Regions from separate parts of the Homo sapiens genome. Here region 2 is linked to region 1. The links are chromatin contacts, found by Hi-C or POLR2A ChIA-PET in ENCODE. All regions are on one chromosome and are shown on one strand. Each heading gives the region's core, a stretch centred on a gene start or an enhancer-like site at or near the end of the contact. The rest is flanking DNA. Distances are from core to core; before and after follow the strand shown.

The links. Hi-C counts contacts between places; a loop is a spot of excess contacts on that map. ChIA-PET counts read pairs that join two places held with the same protein, here RNA polymerase II (POLR2A). Pooled maps may share reads with other maps.
Region 2: a pooled map shows a loop between it and region 1 (3-fold over the local background). The contact joins two enhancer-like sites. A Hi-C loop is called at or near these places in 2 of 50 pooled maps. POLR2A ChIA-PET finds 5 or more read pairs at or near these places in 3 of 52 experiments (WTC11, activated T-cell and naive thymus-derived CD8-positive, alpha-beta T cell).

The regions. Positions count from the first base shown.
Region 1 is chr5:126,459,447-126,462,478 of GRCh38, reverse strand. All of the region lies in intron 1 of GRAMD2B (GRAM domain containing 2B), which reads right to left. Among named protein-coding and RNA genes, the nearest start is that of GRAMD2B, 38 kb to the right of the region's middle. Within about 2 kb of position 1,383, at least 6 of the 41 ENCODE cell types and tissues checked have a DNase peak (open chromatin) inside an H3K27ac peak, as active enhancers do.
Region 2 is chr5:126,746,624-126,749,655 of GRCh38, reverse strand. No RefSeq gene overlaps it. Among named protein-coding and RNA genes, the nearest start is that of LMNB1-DT, 28 kb to the left of the region's middle. RefSeq lists enhancers at 1-368, 1,501-1,550. Within about 2 kb of position 1,420, at least 9 of the 41 ENCODE cell types and tissues checked have a DNase peak (open chromatin) inside an H3K27ac peak, as active enhancers do.

The sequences.
Region 1 (3,032 bases), core at 134-2,633:
CACACAGGCAAGATTATTCCTGCAAGCGTCCCTTACCTTGGAGGTCTTGTCAGCAGCAGACTGAAACTATGTAGAATTCAAGCAGCAGAGGCTAGCGTGTGTTTGAGTGAGCAGCGTGGGAGGGGAAATGGAATGCTTCCTCAAGGCCTTTTGGAAACTTTTAAGTTACTGTCAATGAAGCTGAACCAGGCCACTTAGTAACTTTAAAGTTACGGTCAACGAAGCTGAACAGGTTTCATTTAAATCATGAAAATAAGGAAATCAGTTTTTATTTATTTTTTAACCAGAAGACAAAGCCCTGTTACGGACTTTGACTAAAAGAGTCAACTGAAAAAACAAACCAAAAAACCAATCCTCCTTTTTCAACAAATATTTACTGGACTTGTCCCTGTTGTCAGGGTGCTCAGAGCTTTGTAGATGAGACAGGTAAGTGAGCTGGCAGGTGTAAGTATCCACAGAAGCAGTAGAAAATGCTGGAGACACAGGACCAACCTTTACTTGGCCTTGGCAGGTTATTTCTCCTCCCATCTCCAACCCACTTTAAGCATCAGTTATGGTCCCTGCCTGAAAGGCTTTTAGTAGAAATTTCAAAGCAGTGAGACAGTCATGCTTATAACAACTAAACCTGACTTCACCTATTAGGGGAGAGCATTTTTATTTTTATTTATTTATTTTTTTGAGATGGAGTTTCACTCTTGTCACCCAGGCTGGAGTGCAATGGCGTGATCTCTGCTCACTACAGCCTCCACCTCCCAGGTTCAAGTGATTCTCCTGCCTCAGCCTCCCGTGTAGCTGGGATTACAGGTGCCTGCCACCATGTCTGGCTAATTTTTGTATTTTTAGTAGAGACGGGGTTTCGCTGTGTTGGCCAGGCTGGTCTCGAACTCCTGGCCTCAAGTGATCCACCTGCTTCGGCCTCCCAAAGTGCTGGGATTACAAAGCATAAACCACCATGCCCAGCCAGGGAACAGCATTTTTATTACTGGCTAGGACAATCTTGTTTCAATAAAACACTGCCACACACTGTTACACAATTTATACATACAAAAACAGGTTGTACAATCCCTATCAGCCATCTAATATTTGTCACTTCCCAGACATCATTAGTTTGATGATGACTTAAATTCTCATTTCACAATTTTTCAGAATTAGAACTCTTATGTGGAGTCAAGTATCATTCCTGCTGGAGATAGTCTCTGTGAGTTTCAGCTAAACTCAATACACCTTTCTCTTGTCACATCACTGGCCCTTTGCCGCTCCTGCTGGGAATGTATTGTATTCAGGCACATCACATGCAAGTCCAGGTAAATAAGTAGCTGAAGGTAGAAGCTATGATTCAGCTGTGTCTCAGGTGAAGGAAAACAAGTGTTTCACTGTGGTTCAGTCCAAGAAGGTGTGTTCCCTTCTAATTACAGTGATGAGTCCCTGTGTTTGAGTCTACCCACATGTTAATCTAAGCTAAAGGCATAAAAAAAATCACTAAGCTTCCTTATGGTAGTAGAAGTAGAGGTAGTTTTACATCTACAATTATTTTTTAAAAAGTCTCTGATCATTTTAAAGCCACAGTCTTGATCAACAAAGGTTTAGAAGTGTCTGAAGATAGGATATGTTTCATCAGAGGGTCTTCATAGAATAAATGCCTGGCAATGGGATTGCTGTGGTCATGGGTGGGTCTGTGAAAGTAGAGTGTTCCTGAAACTGTAGTGAAAACCATGTTGGCACCTGGATTCACCAAGATCTGGGGCCTCATAGACGCTTGTTTTTGGAGTGCTGCCTATTCAGTGGCTCCGTGGCTGGCAGACACAGGCCACGATACTTGGGAAGCAAAGAGTTGGGCTATAGAGATGGAAGAGGGCTGGACAGCAGCCATAGTACAAATAAAGAGAGGCCTCACAGTGACCAAAAGAAGGAAATAGAATGGAGTGCGGAAGTGCAGGAGTGAGCAATGGAGACAGGATGGCTGGGAAACCCTTTAGCTTTTCCAATTTCATAAACTCAGAATCTCCCAAACTAGATTTTTACAAGTCAAGAAGAATGATCTTCCATTTACAATTCTGATACATATATTTTTGTTTGGACAACTATAAATTTCATTTATCTGTCTACATATTTATTTCTGAATAGGCACTATAAGCATAAGTATAAAATTTAAAAGTTACAAATGGAAAAACAAATTTTCTTTTTACCCCTGTTTCATGGTGACCCAGTTTCTCTCCACAAAGGCACCTACTCTTCCCAGCAACTTGTGTGTCCTTCCTGGGAGAGACTGTGCGTATGTAAACGTGTGCATTTTTGAACCACAAATGATAGACAGCATGCTATTCTGCACCTTGCTTTTTTTTTAACTTATTTTATCTTGGTGTTCTTTCAGTACCCATAGATCTTCCTCATACTTTTTAATGACTGCATAAAGTTACATCGTAAGGATGAAATGTTATTTAACCAGTTCCTTACTGATGGGGCATGTAGGTATATTTCAGTCTTTTGCAAATACTAACAACATTGCAACAAATGTCCTTATATGTTTATTACATGTGTGAATAATTTTCTGGAAATGGAACTGCTGTGTCAAAAGGTATGATAGAAAAAATGTTACAGCTATTGCCAAATTGCCCTCGGTAGACATTTTGTGATGCATACCCAAATATTCAACAGTGTCTATATCTTCTCACTAATAAAGTGTTAGCCTTAAAAATATTTATATTTTGAAGTACCTAGCATAATAGCTGGCACACAAAATAACAATCATCATTTTAATCGTGACTAGCGCTAAACTTTTTGATCTTTGCAAATGTAAAAGGTTAAAAAATATTCCACTACAGTTTCATTTGCATTTTCTTCTTAAGAGTAAAGCTGAGTGTATTTTCATATATTTAAGCACTTATTAAAATTTTTCTTGTTTTGTGAATTAGCTGTTTGTATGTACATTTTGCCAATTTATCTAATGGGTTGTTGATTGAAACATTTAGTATAAATGATTCTTATCATAATTGCTTCACAGATTCTTAGTAACATCCTATAGTTGACTTTTA
Region 2 (3,032 bases), core at 171-2,670, 290 kb before region 1:
AGCCGAGATCGCCCCACTGCACTCCAGCCTGGGCGACAAGGCAAGACTCCATCTCAAAACAAAAAAAAATTTTTTTTATTTAACATATATTTGTCAAATTAAATAAAAAGTAGTATGTTAAGAAAAAACAAAGATATTTCAAATACAGAGTCTACAGTGAAGTTGTGGAGACTGAACAAGGAATATATTTTTTAAAACAACCAGGGTGGGCCTGGTGGCTTATGCCTGTAATTCCGACACTTTGGGTGGCTGAGGTGGGTGGATTGCTTGAGCTCAAGAATTTTGGCAATATAGAAAGACCGCGTATCTATAAAAAATCAAAATAAATTTTAAAAAAGAAAAAAGCCAGGCGCGGTGGCTCAGGCCTGTAATCCCAACACTTTGGGGGGCCAAAGCGGGCAGATCACGAGGTCAGGAGTTCGAGACCAGCCTGGCCAACATGGTGAAACCCCGTCTCTACTAAAGATACAAAAAATTAGCGGAGCGTGGTGGTGCGCACCTGTAATCCCAGGTACTCGGGAGACTGAGGCAGAATTGCTTGTACCCGATAGGCAGAGGTTGCAGTGAGCCAAGACTACACCATTGCACTCCAGCCTGGGCCACAGGGCGAGACTCCGTCTCAAAAAGGAAGAAAGAAAGAACGAATGTAAAGAAAGACTGAAAGAGAAAGAAAGAAAGGAGAGAGGGAGGGAAGAAAGAAAAGAAAGGAAGGAAGGAAGGATGGAAGGAAGGAAGGAAAGAAAGAAAGAAAAAAGAAAGAAAGGAAGAAAGAAAGAAGAAAGAAAGAAAGAAAGAAAGAAAGAAAGAAAGAAAGAAAGAAAGAAAGAAAGAAAAAGGAAGGAAGGAGAGAGGGAGGGAAGAAAGGAAGGAAGGAAGGAAAAAGAAAGAGAAAGAAAGAAGGGAGGGAGGGAGGGAAGAAAGAAAGGGAAGGAAGAAAGGAAGGAGAGAAAGAAAGAAAGAGAAAGAAAAAGAGAGAGAAAGAAAGAAATAAATAAAAAAAGAAAGAGGGAGGGAGAGGGGGAGGGAAGAAAGAAAAGAAAGGAAGGAAGGAGAGAAAGAAAGAAAGAGAAAGAAAAAGAAAGAAAGAAAGAAAGAAAGAAAGAAAGAAAGAAAGAAAGAAAGAAAGAAAGAAGAGAGAGAAAGAAAGAAAGAAAAGAAAAAGAACCACAACCCACTAAAAATCCCTGGGTTTTGTGCTTGGAGCCAAAGAAGTAGCCTTCAATGCAAGCGCCACTGAAGGGAAATCCTGGTGGGCTGGGGATCTGGGGGCGGGCCTCAAGTGAGAAGTAGAACCTACTCTGACTGTGAAGCCTGAGCAAGAGTCAGACACAACGACAAACCAACCACTTCCACCTACACAGGGTTCCTAAATAGTCACCACCCCCACTCTTTTCAGTTGGATGATGAGTCAACTAAAACTCTCATCAAAGCTGCCAGGCTTTTTGCCCCCTGCTGTTTTTAGACCCAAGACGAAATCCTCAAGGTACTGAAGGAGATCAGAATCTGCCACCCCCAAATATGCCACTTCCGCATAAAGATGATTTTGAGCTGATGGCAATTAGGAAGCAGCACATGAAGGAAGAACTCCGTGTCCTCCCACTTTCTGCCTAAAAGCAGGGCATAAAATCCTCCTTCTAAAGGTGTTTTCCTTTTCTATATCAGAGAGAGGAAAATGACTCTTATTTGCATAACAAGGCTTACTAAACGACACTTATCTACTATACATTTCCTGGTCACCTTCCTGCCATTTACCACTTTTAGAAGGCCAAACTCTTTTTCCTCTGTCTGGTCACTTCTCCACCAGTTATTGCTTTTCATTAAAATGGTATATAAGCCCTTGGGTCTAACTACCTCTTTGGGTTTCCACTTTATTTCTGTAAAGTCCCCGTGCACATACAAATGTTAACATTAATAAATGCTATGATTTGAATATTTGTCCCCTCCAAAACTCATGTTGAAATTTAATTTTCAGGCCAGGTGTGGTGGCTCACACCTGTAATCCCAGCACTTTGGGAGGCTGAGGCAGGTGGATCACCTGAGGTCAGGGGTTCAATACCAGCCTGGCCAACATGGTGAAACCCCATCTCTAGTAAAAATACAAAAATTAGCCAGGCATGGTGGTGCACACCTATAATCCCAGCTACTCTGGAGGCTGAGGCAGGAGAATAGCTTGAACCGAGGAGGCAGAGATTGCATGAGCCAAGACCACGCCACTGCACTCCAGCCTGGACGACAGAGGGAGACTCCATCTCAAAAAAATTTAAAAAAGAAAAGAAATTTAATTTTCAACGTGGTAATACTGACAGGTGGGACCTTTAAGAGGTGAATAATGAATTAGTGGGATAGTGTGGTAATGGGACTGGTAGCTTTATAAGAAGAGGAGGATCTGAGCTAGCATGCCCAGCCCCATCACCATGCAATGCCCTACACTGCCTTGTCACTCTGTAGAGAGTCTCCACCAGCAAGAAGGCCCTCACCAAGTGCAGCCCTCTGACCTTGGACTTCTCAGCTTCCATAACTGTAAGAAATATTTTTTGTTGGCGGAGCACGGTGGCTTACGGCTGTAATCCCAGCACTTTGGGAGGCTGAGGCGGGTGGATCACGAGGTCAGGAGTTGGAGACCAGCCTGGCCAATATGGTGAAACTCCATCTCTACTAAAATACAAAAATTAGCTGGGCATGGTGGCACGCACCTGTAGTCCCAGGTGCTTGGGAGGCTGAGGCAGGAGAATTGCTTGAACCCGGGAGGTGGAGGTTGCAGTGAGCCAAGATCGCGCCACCACACTCCAGCCTGGGCAACAAGAGTGAAACTCTGTCTCAAAAACAAAAACAAAAAATAAATATTTTTTGTCTATATATTATCCAGTTTCCAGTGTTCTGCTCTAAGCAACAGAAAACAAAGAGAATAAAGTAACGTATGCCTTTGCTACTGTTAATGTCTTTTGTGAGTTTAATTTGCAGGCCCCAGTTACTAAACCTAAGAGGAAAGGTTTTGTTTCATTTTGTTTTGTTTTTCTCCCTTGCAGCCTAAC